2 separate regions of the Mus musculus genome follow, and region 2 is linked to region 1. A link is a contact called in ENCODE POLR2A ChIA-PET data. All regions are on one chromosome and are shown on one strand. Each heading gives the region's core, a stretch centred on a gene start or an enhancer-like site at or near the end of the contact. The rest is flanking DNA. Distances are from core to core; before and after follow the strand shown.

Region 1 (6,478 bases), core at 2,779-5,278:
ATACTTAATTAAAAAGGGTCCAGTCTCAATGTGTGGTTAAAGCTTAGCCTCATATTCCTGCATGGTTGACTGGCAAATGCAGAACAGGGCAGGTGCTAGGGAGAGGTAGACTTGAACTGTGCTAACGGTTAGGCCAGGCATGGAGGTACATGCCTGTAATACCAGCACTCAGGAAGGATAGAGGCAGGTGGATTTCTGCCAATTCAGGCCTGCATGCTTTATAACATGAGTTCCAAGCCAGTTGAAGCTACATAGCATGAGTCTGTGTCAAAATAAATAAAAATTTAAAAATAAAATTTTTCAGGGTAGCTGGAGCTATGTTGAGAGATAGGACGTTGAATTTACCAAGTGGTTGCTTTATTTGCAATGTTTGTTGTCTCTGTTTACATTTTGAGATGTATGTCTTACTCTGTTTTGTTTCTTTGGTTGGCTTCTCTAGACAGGGTTTCTCTGTGTAACTCCTGCTGTTCTGGAACTATATAGACCAGGCTTGAACTCATGAGATGCACCTGCCTCTGCTTCCCCAATATTGGGTTAAAGGAATGGACTACCACCGACCAGAGTTGCTGGGCAACGGGAAGGGGAGGGCAGGCTGTCCTCATCTTGTTTGCCTTCCGCTGGTCCACACAGCCCTGAAGCTCCTCATCTTCTTCCAGCTTCTGAGACAGTCTGTCAGCATCATCCTCTAGAAGAGTAAAGTCTGCTGAGCCTAAGCCTAGGGTGTTCTAGCTCCCCTGATCGCTAGGGCAGAGCAGCCACGAGCAGGAAGGAAGATTCTAGGGTCTGGGAGCTCTGTAGCCAGGTAAAGCAAAGCTGACTCCCAACCGAACTCCACCAGCAGCTGGCTTCAATTAGTTTGTTTAGTTGGGGGGGGATTTGTTTGTTTGTTTGTGTGTTTGTTTTTAGATGGGGGTTCTCCTCGTACCCCTGATTGTCCTGGAGCAGGCAGACTTGAACTCAGATCAGACTGCCTCTGTATTCCAGTGCTGGGAGTAAAGGTGTGTACCACCACCACCCAGCTATCATTATATATTTTTGATTAGCTTGGAACTCAACCAAACCAGCCAGAGCTTTGTACTTCCAGAGATCTGCTTGCCTCTGTATTATAAGCCCTGGGGAAGGGCACGGCTCTTTACCCCAGAGAGATCACTACAACAAAGCAAAGAAATGACTTCACAAAAGTCCAACTTGGCAAACTACTACTACGTAATTTAATGAGTTTATTATTAATAAATTATTATTATTTAATGAGTTTATTGGGTCTACTTACAGCAGAAGAGGTAAAGAGTTATATTACAGGAGAATGATTCAAAAGCAGCGGCATTATCACAAAGCTCACCCAGGAGCTGGAGAGATGGCTCAGCTGTTAAGAGCACAGACTGTTCTTCCAGAGGCCCTGAGTTCAATCCCCTGCAACCACATGGTGGCTCATAAAACATCTATAATTGGATCTGATGCCTCTTCTGGTGTGTCTGAGGGCAGCTACAGTGTACTTGTATACAGAAAATAAATAAATAATTCTATAGGACTTCAGGCAGGCAGATCTCTGAGTTCCAGGCCAGTCCCTGTAGCCAGCACAGTCTAGGCTAACTGAGATATGTCTGGGGAAAAAAAAACAACCAACCAACCAAACAAACAAACAAACCAACCACACAAAGCTCTCCCTGCCTGTATGACCACTCTCACCCCAGAGCTGCAGGTGTTAAGAGCTCCCTCTGGTAGTTTCGGGAATTCTTGAACCTTCTACTGTTTACTTCTGGAGTCTTTTTTTTTTTTTAATTTATTTATTTATTATATGTAAGTACACTGTAGCTGTCTTCAGACACACCCGAAGAGGGGTTCAGATCTCATTATGGGTGGTTGTGAGCCACCATGTGGTTGCTGGGATTTGAACTCAGGACCTTCAGAAGAGCAGTCAGTGCTCTTAACCACTGAGCCATCTCTCCAGCCCTACTTCTGGAGTCTTAAGAACCTGTCTCCAGGAGGAATGTTGATCAATTTCTTCATAACTCAGAGTCTCACTGGGTCACCAGACTGGCCTCAAATGTGCATAGTCCTTGAGAGTGCTGGGGGTTTACATGTGACGTATGATGTCACAGGTCTATTTATTTATTTATTTATTTATTTATTTATGGTATTTTTCAAGACAGGGTTTCTCTGTATAGCTCTGGCTGTCCTGGAACTCACTTTGTAGACCAGGCTGGCCTTGAACTCAGAAATCTGCCTGCCTCTGCCTCCCAAGTGCTGGGATCAAAGGCATGCACCACCATGCCCGGCTTTTTTGTTTGTTTGATGTCACAGATTTTTTTTTTTTAAGATTTATTTATTTATTTATTATATGTAAGTACACTGTAGCTGTCTTCAGACACTCCAGAAGAGGGAGTCAGATCTCGTTACAGATGGTTGTGGATGGTTGTGAGCTACCATGTGGTTGCTGGGATTTGAACTCCGGACCTTTGGAAGAGCAGTCAGATGCTCTTACCCACTGAGCCATCTCACCAGCCCGATGTCACAGATTTTAAGAGTATTGTTTTTCAAGATTTTTTTTTTTGAGACAGGATTTCTCTGTGTAGCCCAGAAAGATTTTTATTTTAAAAATTATGTAGGACTGGTGAGACATTACTCAGCAGTTAAGAGCACTGGCTGCTCTTCTGAAGATCGTGCATTCAAATCCCAGCGACCAGGTGGTGGCTCACAACCATCCGTAATGAGGTCTGACTCCATCTTCTGGTGCGTCTGAAGACAGCTACAGAGTACTTACATATAATAATAAGTAAATCTCTGGGGCTGGAGTAAGCAGAGGTTCTGGGTTCAATTCCCAGCAACCACATGATGGTTCACAACTATCTGTACAGCTATAGTGTATCATATACATAAAATAAATATTTAAAAAATTATGTATATATGTGCCAGCATGTCTGGGCAGCTTTCGTCCCAGGGCTTGGGAGGTAGACTCTGAATTCGAGGCTAGTTGGGTCTACAGAGTTTCAGGACAGCCAGGGCTATGTAGTTGAGACCTCATCTCAAAAATCAAGAAAAAGAAAAAAAAATAATTTCTTTTGCTTGCTTGTTTTTGTTTTTTGTTTTTGTTTTTGTTTTTTTTTAAGAAAAGTTTTCTCTGTATAACCATGGCTGTCCTGGAACTCACTTTGTAGACCAGGCTGGCCTCAAACTCAGAAATCTGCCTGCCTCTGCCTCTGCCTCCCAAGTGTTGGGATTAAAGGCTTACACCACCACTGCCCAGCCAACAAAATACTTTTTAAAAGAGATCTTTTTTTTTAAATTTTATTTTATTTTTATTAGGTATTTTCCTCGTTTACATTTTCAATGCTATCCCAAAAGTCCGCCATACCCACCCCCCCAATCCACTACCCACCCACTCTCCCGTTTTGGCCCTGGGGTTCCCCTGTACTGGGGCATATAAAGTTTGCAAGTCCAATGGGCCTCTCTTTGCAGTGATGGCCAACTAGGCCACCTTTTGATACATATGCAGCTAGAGTCAATTAAAAAGAGATCTTTAGTGTGATACAGGGGTGATCTACCACATCACCTCATCTACAGAGTGGGGTGGCGATATTGCATGTTTCTGTATCCTTTTCCAAGCCTATATACCCTTGTTTTATTTTCTGGGATTTAGCTAATGAGGCAAGTCTTGAAGGGTACAGAACAGAAGGAAGCAGAGGTCCAGCACCCTCCAGCTCTGTGACGAGGCTCATCAGTCCTTTTTTTTTTTCTTTCTTTCTTTCTTGTTTTTTTTTTTCGAGACGGGGTTTCTCTGTGTAGCCCTGGCTGTCCTGGAACTCACTCTGTAGACCAGGCTGGCCTTGAACTCAGAAATATGCCTGCCTCTCTCAAGTGCTGGGATAAAAGGCATGTGCCACCACGCTTGCTCGTCAGTTCTTATCAAGCTAGGCCACTAGGGGCCGCTCTTCGCTCGCAGCCACGGCGCGCAGGCGCAGATGCGAAGCGGCCCGGAACCCTGCTTCTCAACCACCTGGTCCTCTTAGAAGGCGGTCCGGGCAGGAAGCGCAGGCGCAGTACTTCGGAACCCGGTGGCTGGGTTGGCGCGCGCGGCCGGACCGAGTCCGCTGCCGTCCCTGTCCCCCGAGTCGGCGGCTCCGGCGTGACAGTGGCGGCGACATGTACGCGGTGTACAAGCAGGCGCACCCGCCCACCGGGCTGGAGTTTACCATGTACTGCAACTTCTTCAACAACAGTGAGCGCAACCTCGTGGTGGCCGGCACCTCGCAGCTCTATGTGTACCGCCTGAACCGCGACGCCGAGGTAGGCCGTGTCGAGGCAGTGCCGCAGTCATTCGGCAGGTTCCCCAGTGCAGGAGCTGAGGTTTGCCAAGGGTCTTTGGGCCCCAGAGCCAGTTCATCGCTGCCTCGTTGTTTGGCCTCATCCTACCCTGCCCGGACACCTCTGCCCGCGGTCTACTGCTTGTTCTTTGGAGATCGATTTTCAGGAGATTGTTGCACACCTTCCACGAGCTTAGCAGCAAAGACAAGCCAGTGAACCCTTGAGGGCGATGATTCTTTAGGAAGTCAATACTGCCACACACAGACGGCCACAGTGTCTCTCTAGGAGTAAGACCCAATGAAGGAGACTGGGTGTTTCTGTACAAAACAACCAGAGCTCTTTCTGAGATTGAGCAGATTTGTTGTGGAAGAACGTTTCTTCCTAAAGGAGCAAGGCTGGATGTTTCTCGGGGACAGACTATTGTCAGTAGATGTAGTAATGTGGAATGAATTCATCAGTACATTGATAACGGGGGTGTTTTGGTTGCTAGAGAGACAGCAAGCGGTTCAGGAAGCCCTCCCCCCCTCCCCCCAAAAAAAAGGCAATTTCCGTGGCTCTTTAATCCCAGTTCGATCCATTAATCCCAGGTGGAAGCAGACAGATTTCTGGGTGTTCCAGTTTAAACTATTTCCAAGCCATCTAGGGCTACATAGTGAACCTCTTGTCTAAAAACAAAGCAAAAAAGCCAAGAAGGCAGATGCTTTTTTTAAAAAATTAGACTTATTCATATTCATTTGTGTTTGCTTGTATATATGTATGTACACCATATGCATTCTTGGTGTCCATGGAGGTCAGCATTATGGATAGTTGTGCCATCAAGTGGGTCCTCTGTAAGAGCAACAAGTGCTTTTGATGGCTGTGCATTACTGCCAACATGCAGTTTACTGGGGTGGCAGAACTGGACAGGGAAATCTCACCTTCATAGAAGATGTGTTTTAAATAGACAAGGAAGTGTGGGGGAAGTATGTGGGAGTTAGGCAAAGGGGTTTCAAGGAAAGTTAAGTTTTTGTGGTAGAGGCTAAGGGAAGGAGGAAGGAAGGGAAAGAACGGGTAAGAAGTAACAGGGCAGGGCCTCCACAACACACTCTCCAAGCAGGAAGTTTTGGCAATGAAATAATCTTACCCAACTTATGTTGGAGAGAGGTCCAAGAAAGATGGTCAAGAAGTGGCTGTAGCCATTAGGCAAGATGGTGGCCTGGACCAGTGCAGCTATGACAGTTCAGGATTGATAGAGGTGGAGTTTGAAAGGAGCTCAAGGTAATGCCAAGAATCTGTCACTGTTCTGGGCAACAGGTCTGGATTTGGTCTTAGCAGTTACAGGGATGCTGTCACTATTCCCTGAGGTGGAGATGGCTGTTGGGGGTATAGAAGTGAGGTGACAGGAGCAGACAGTCACCTAAGAGTTGGGAGAAATGTGGCTGGGAGGATAACATTTTGGAAGTGGGCCCTGTGGCTCTACTCTTGAGTCTTAAATGACTGTGACAAAGTGGTGCAGGGACAGAGGCATTGGGGATGGTTGAGTCCTGTGGAGAATTGGTAGCAGAGGATCAGATAGCTGGTTGGAAGAAGACCTGTCCAGAGAGCAGCAAAGAATTGGAGCTGTGACTGGTAGAAAGCAAGAATTTTAAAGATTTGTTTTCAATTTTACTTGTTAGATTATTTTTGTGTCTATGAGTATCTGAAGTACTTGTGGTCATGTTTACAGATGGTTGTAAGCTGCCACATGGGTGCTGGGAACCGAATCTCCATCCTTTAGATGAGTGTTCTTTATTTAACCTCTGAGTCATCATTCTAGTCTCTGTTCTTTGTTTATTCTTTGAAGTGACTATTTTATGTGCATTGGTGTTTTGCCTGCATGTATTTGTCTGTGTGAGGGTGTTGGATCACCTCGAGTGGAGTTTTTTTGTTGTTTTTTTCGTTTGTTTGGTTTTTGTTTTTTTCAAGACAGGGTTTCTCTGTGTAGCCCTGGCTGTCCTGGAACTCACTCTGTAGAACAGGCTGGCCTCAAACTCAGAAATCCTCCTGCCTCTGCCTCCCAAGTACTGTGATTAAAGGCGTGCACCACCACTGCCTAGCTTGGAGTGGAGTTTTTAAGCAGCATGTAGATGCTAGGAGTTGAACCTGGGTCCTCTGGAAGAGCAGCCAGTGCTCTAAACTTCTGAGCCATCTCTCCAGC
Region 2 (6,478 bases), core at 1,594-4,093, 110 kb before region 1:
ACTTCTGTATCTTGCTGCGATATCCCAACTGCCCTGCTGCTAGGAGAGGTTAGGAGGGAGAGTCAACCTTGACTAGTCCTTTTCCCTGATGATTTCTTGTCGGTACTTCAGCGACTACAGGAACTTCATCTTCAAGAAAACAGCATTGAATTACTGGAGGACCAGGCCCTGGCTGGGCTTTCCTCCTTAGCCCTACTGGACCTCAGCAGGAACCAACTGGGCACCATCAGCAAGGAGGCCCTGCAGCCTCTGAGCAGCCTACAAGTGCTACGCCTCACAGGTAACTCTTCTTTGGTATGGGTCTCCTAGTCCAAAGCTGGCCCAGCAGGCAGAAGCAGGCTTAGGTACACAGTGGGTTCCTATTGTCAGCCGTGGTAGGAACAGAGGCAGATCCACACTGTGGCTACATCAACCTGGGGAGTTCCCTTAATTTTTTACAGTCCCTGACTCAGGTTGAGCCAGGTTCTACCTTACTGCAGAAAATGATTCCAGAATAACCAAGATTTAACAGAGTTTGGATTTATTAAAAGGGACGTTAAGATAGCTTTGAAACATGAGGGTAAGGACAGGTGCCGTGGTATGAAAACACACCAATGAGCCATGTGGGTTTTACAAAATAAGTGCTTTTTTTTTTTCTTTTTTTTGGTTTTTCAAGACAGGGTTTCTCTGCACAGTCCTGGCTGTCCTGGAACTCACTCTGTAGACCAGGTTGGTCTTGAACTCAGAAATCCACCTGCCTCTGCCTCCCACTAAAGGTGTGTGCCACCACTGCCCGGTCAATTAAGTGCCTTTATGATAGCCATGTATACTGAGTTTGATGGCTTCAGAAATTACACCTCAAAGGACTATTAAAGAACCTATAAGAGCCAGACATGGTAGCACAAGCCTTTAGTCCCAGTAATTGGGAGACTGAAGCAGAAGGATTTCTGAGTTTGAGACCAGCCTGGTCTATAAAAATTGAGTTCCAGGACAGCCAGGGCTACACAGAGAAATCCTGTCTTGAAAACAAAACAAAGAAAAGCTTCAGTGGAATCATTTATAGCGTGGGTCCTGCACATTGGGTAGGGATACAGAAGATAGTGCATGCTCCCAAGTAACAGGGGTTGCCAGGGAACGTGCCCGTACTGTAAACAAAAGTTTAGTCTCGTTACTACCTACAAAAAGAGCAAGCTCATCCTTGAGGACCACAGATACATGCCGAGGCCTTTCCTAGAGTTCACTGCTGTTTTAATATTCTTCTAAATGTAAAAGGAGTATTGTTATGTTGGCAATCTTCAAAGTTAATGTTGATGTCACTTGGTGAGAGGCTTCAGCCAGATTCTATGGGGACTTGCCTCCCTTCCTGTGCCCCTATATTTTCCCCTTGTCTGTCTTGCTTCACTATGGCAGCCAGTGGGCATTACTTTGGAGGGCCACACAAGAACCTCGGCCTTGATAAGGGACTACCAGGGAGTACTGTTAGGAGCTACAGCTTATGCATCTATTTAAGGAAACAAGGTACAAGTTCTGCAGAGTAACTTAACAGAATTGAAGCTCTTTTTTGTTTTGGTTTTCAAGACAGAGTTTTCTGTGAGGCACTGGTTGTCCTAGAACGCTGTGTGTAGAGATTTGAGGCTCTTCTAACTTGTCATCAGGGGGAGCCAGGCAAAACTGGACAGAGCTCATGTGACGACAGGGTTTCAGTGCCGGGCTGAGGGATGCAGAGGCTTGCAAAGCCAGGACAGGAGAAGCTGACGCCTTTTCAGGAACTGTCATCACAAACATTCCTAGGAAGTTGGAGTGAGGGAAGAGGTGACAAGGGTTCTAGAACCCTATAGGCATCTGTAAGAGATAGATAAGGGCTTCTGTTTGGATTAGTAGGATCCATCTACCTAGGCTCTATTCTGCCCTACACAGAGAACCCATGGCGTTGTGACTGTGCCCTTCACTGGCTGGGCTCTTGGATCAAAGAGGGGGGCCGACGGCTTCTGAGCTCCAGAGACAAGAAGATCACATGTGCAGAGCCCCCACGCCTGGCGCTACAGAGTCTACTAGAAGTATCTGGTGGTAGCCTCATCTGCATTCCCCCCTCTGTGAACGTGGAGCCCCCGGAGTTTACAGCTAATCTGGGGGAGGACCTGCAGGTCGCCTGTCAGGCATCAGGCTACCCACAGCCCCTGGTGGTCTGGAGAAAGGTGCCCCAGCCTCGCGATGGTAAGCCTCAAGCCCAGGCCCAGCTGGAAGGTGGGGCGCCAGGCTTGGGCGGGCACGGCACCCGAGATACTGGCAGCGGCATGCTCTTCCTCACCAACATCACACTGGCTCACGCAGGCAAGTACGAATGCGAGGCCGCCAATGCAGGTGGCAAAGCTCGAGTGCCCTTTCATCTACTGGTCAACGCATCTCGGCAGCAGTCACAGCAGCTACCTGACCCGCAAGCCCCAGCTACACGCCCTGTGGGACATGAACCCCAGCATGAGGCAGGTAGCATGGCTTTCCGAGCCCTGGGCCTAGCAACGCAGACAGCGATCACAGCAGCCATAGCGCTGCTGGCGCTCACCGCGCTGTTGTTGGCAGCTATGATCTGCCGACGCCGACGCCGGCGGAAAAAGGTGCCTGCGCCGTCGGGAGAAGGCACCCTATTTGTCAACGATTATTCGGATGGGCCTTGCACCTTTGCACAGCTCGAGGAGCTCCGTGATGACCATGGACACGAGATGTTCGTCATTGACCGATCCAAGCCCCTGTTCCCAGAGGTACTGCCTGAGGAGGCCCCAGAACACAATCCTCCCGATGGGCTCAAGTCTGGGCTACGCCTCCCTACACGTGTGGCCTATGAGATCCATTGCTGAGCTTGCGCGTACTAATGACGCAGGCACTGGGGATTGGCAGGTGTCGGTGCAGCTCCGCGCATGCTCAAAGTAAAGTTGAAGCCAGGCTTCTCCACTGAGTGTGTTGGGGCGGCCTAGTGGGGTGCTGGGGGTTGGACCATGGATCAGGTGTTTTCCTCCAGCTGCCAGCCCTGGTGATCCACCATGGCTCTGGACAGTAAGAATAGTGGGATAGCCTACTTATAGACTAGGGGGCAGTATATTGGGTGACAGATTGGTCATGATAAAGCAACACTAGAAATGCAGGTAAGTCTTTCCCATCCAATTAGGACACACATCAAAAAAGCCCATAAATTCACATTCCAGATACTACACGTTTGTACCTTATCCACACCCTCCAGAGCCAGGTAATAGGGTGCCAGGCAGGGTACACAATGTAAGACCCCAAAATGCCCTGAAGCAGATCACCCTGACATCTACCTCAGTGCACTGCATGCCTGCTTAGGGCATGGGATGTGTCCAGGAAGCGTTTTCTACAGAGAGACTACAACCCAACAGAGCCAACAAGTACATCAAACAGAACAGGGGCGCACAGGCCTGAGATAGCAACAGGCTGCCAGATACTGGGAGCAGGTGAAGGGTACTGCAGAAAGCAGAAGTGACTCAAGGTATACCCAGGAGAAAGGCAAACTGCAGAAAACCTAAGACAGAGCCTTTGTGTCAGGCTTCACTACGACCCTGGAGATCAGAGGCTAAAATAGTCTGCAGCTAGCCGGCCATAGATGTCTGTGGTCCAGAGCACATGGGCACGGCCCGAAGCTAACAGCAGTTGGTGTAACTCAGCTTCCACCCGGGCAAACTTCTCCTCATTGATGGAGGCTTCCAGAAGGACAGAGGCAGGTGGTGGCCAAGGAAGACCCTCATAGCAGTCCACAGGGAAGGGGTGTACCACGGTACGTAGCTCAGCCTGTACCACAGAGTCCCGAAGCAGTTCTTTAAGTCCTGCCATAGACAAAGGGTTGCCATAGAGACCAAGGTAGCGGAGACTGGCACATCGAGTGAGGGTGGGCAGGGTAGCCAACAGCTGGGCATCAGCAAGCTGGCACTCAGTCAGCTCAAGATGCAGCAGTGTGGTGGCTACTGCCTGCAGCAGACCCTGGAAGGGTGTCAACTGGTTGCCTGACAGGTCGTTGCCACTCAAATCCAACTTTTTGAGATGGGCAGCATGAGAACTCTGAGCCAGGAAGCGTAGGTCCTCAGGCAAGAGCGCACAGAAGGCCAGTTCTAGGCTTTCCAGGGGCCTCTGCAGGGTGCTGCAGGGACAAAGAGGTTACACAAGGGTCACGGGCAGGTAGGCCAAGAATGGCCTCACATAAAAGAGGGAGAGCAGCGGGAGAGCCCACTCACCTGAGCAGTTGATCCAGCCTGCCTGAAAGGAGAGAAGACCCCATGCTGAGCTCCCGAAGACACATAAACCGGCCCATCTGGGCCAGAAAGTAGCGAAAGTTGTCCTCCCCGTCCACGGAAGGCTGTCTTGAGTCCCCATGCACGTAGTGCAGCCTCAGGCTAGCTAAGTGCTGAAAGCGGGCCACATGTGGGATAATGACAGACAGGCCACGCAAGCCCAGGTTATTGAAGCGCAGGTCTATCCGGCGCAGACAGCCTGCATCTAAAAGCTGTAGCAGGGCCACAGTGTTACGCATGGGTAGATCCTCAGCCCGCAGGTCCCGGCAGCACAGCCGCAGCGGGCTGGCCACACTGCTTTGGAGGGCCTCACGAAGGAATGTGTACGAGGCCCGGTTTACCCGAAGGTCTACTCGGATTTCCACGGGGACTGGTGACAGCCCTGGCTCGGCAGTCCCACCCTGCTGCTGGGCAATGCACGTTCTGGCTACAGCGGCTGTACAGTCCCACATGCTCATGGTTTCAGGATCCTGCTCCACACCATCATCCAGGAGACCCGTCATGTCCAGAACCCGCAATGCATGCTTCCTGGGAGCAGGGATGGGCAGAGGGAGGGAGTGAAGGAGAAAGGCCAGCATCCCTCCCAGCTACTTTGTACAGAAGCAACAGATATCCCCATATGGAGGGAGCTCTTTCTGATCTCAGAACCACAACTCAGGGGATCTTCCTTGTACCCCTAGCCTATGGGCCCCCTAGATAAATGCATACCTGCACAAGGGCTGCGTGCCAGCCTCTGTTTCTTGAGTGTGAATCCGAGCTGTCAGCCCCAGGATCACAGCCTGCATGCTTTCTGTGCTGAGCCGCTCCTGCAGCAGGGCTCGACTGCAGTGGGCACACTCCTGCAGCAGCTGCTGGAAGCTGAGCAGGGGAAAGGGCCACGTGTGCACCAGCTCACGCAGCACAAGCGTCTTTTTGTCCATGAAGGCCACCTTGAAGAGCAGAGGGAAGAGTTCCCGGGGCAGCAGGGGCAGGGCCTGGCATGCAGCTGGCTGGCACTGAAGGACCTGACGCGTGCTGAGGAACACAAGTGTGTGCATGGTGCTGGACTGGGCAGACAGCCACCTGCAGGAGGGGGAGTCTTAATTAGACAAACTCTGGGCCAGAAGCAGGCCACACCCTCCCCAAGTTATCAGTGGTACAAAGCCCACCAAGGTATCTGATATGGAGTTGGTAGTTAATAGAGGAGAAATGCACAAAAGATAAGTTTCTAGGTCTGGCTTGAGACAATGTCTCACTGTATAGCCCAGGCTTGTCTTGAATTTGTAGCAATCCTCCTGCCTCTTCTGGGATTACATGCTGTGCCATCACACTTGGCAGGAACAATTCCTAGGAAGCACTTAGCACTGTGCAGAGTGGACAGGAGACATGGGGGAAACAAAGTGTTGAGCAGAACATACATAGTGCAGCTGTGTCAATGACCTGTCTGTTAAAAGAAATAGCTCATGCTCTGCAGGGCCCAACACTGATACTTTAGGTCTCCCAAATGACAATGACTCAGAAATCCTTCCTCAGAAGTCTAGTAAGGGCTAGGCATGGAGTTGTACACCTTCAATTCCAGCACAGAGGAAGGCAAGAGGGAGGTAGATCTATGAGTCCGAAGCGCACCTAGTCTATTTATAGTCTGTTTATCCTTACAGTGACATCCTAGCCAAAAAAAAAAAAAAAAAAAAAAAAAAGGAAGGAAAGAAAAGAGAAGAAGAAAAGGGGCTGGGAGACGCCTTTCTGTATAGCTCTTACTGAACATGAGGACCTGATTTCAGACCACAGAACCTATGTAAAAGCAGGATACAGGTGACACAGCTCTGTAGCCAGCACTGGAGTCAACAGAAGACTCCCTGAACCTTACTGGCTGGCTAGCCCACTATTGAGTTCTAGTAGATTTGCATGTTTGCTTGTAAAATGGGGGTGGGAGGGTGGGGTGGAGAAATGGTTCAGCAGTTATGAGCATTTACCGATCTTGCAAAAGACCCCAGCCTGGTTTCCAGAACCAACATGGTATGTCACAGCCACATGGAACTGATGCAGGTGCCCCCTTTTGACCTGAAGCTTTCACATGCACATGGTGTATTTTCCTACGACTAGGGAAAGTAAATATTTTCTAAAGTGAAGTAAATCCCAGACCTCTCTTCCCACCAGACTGACAACAGAGGATTCCTCCAGAGCCAGTAGCCTAACATCCTGACCCTCCACGTAGATGTGCCTTT

What was found. ChIA-PET counts read pairs that join two places held with the same protein, here RNA polymerase II (POLR2A).
Region 2: POLR2A ChIA-PET joins it to region 1 with 11 read pairs in embryonic stem cell. The contact joins the enhancer-like site here to the promoter of Cpsf1 in region 1. POLR2A ChIA-PET finds 5 or more read pairs at or near these places in 4 of 5 experiments (Patski and embryonic stem cell).

The regions. Positions count from the first base shown.
Region 1 is chr15:76,605,141-76,611,618 of GRCm38, reverse strand. It overlaps Cpsf1 (cleavage and polyadenylation specific factor 1), which reads left to right and starts at 4,028. Exons shown (of 37, transcript NM_053193.2): 1 at 4,028-4,284. The coding sequence starts at 4,141.
Region 2 is chr15:76,711,725-76,718,202 of GRCm38, reverse strand. It overlaps Lrrc14 (leucine rich repeat containing 14), which reads right to left. Exons shown (of 4, transcript NM_001358891.1): 2 at 4,983-5,336; 3 at 4,218-4,802; 4 at 3,112-4,123. The coding sequence starts at 5,311. The coding sequence ends at 3,556. Lrrc24 (leucine rich repeat containing 24) reads left to right here. Exons shown (of 6, transcript NM_198119.2): 5 at 112-280; 6 at 1,897-2,927. The coding sequence ends at 2,831. Among named protein-coding and RNA genes, the nearest start is that of Lrrc14, 4.3 kb to the right of the region's middle. Within about 2 kb of position 2,843, at least 3 of the 3 ENCODE cell types and tissues checked have a DNase peak (open chromatin) inside an H3K27ac peak, as active enhancers do.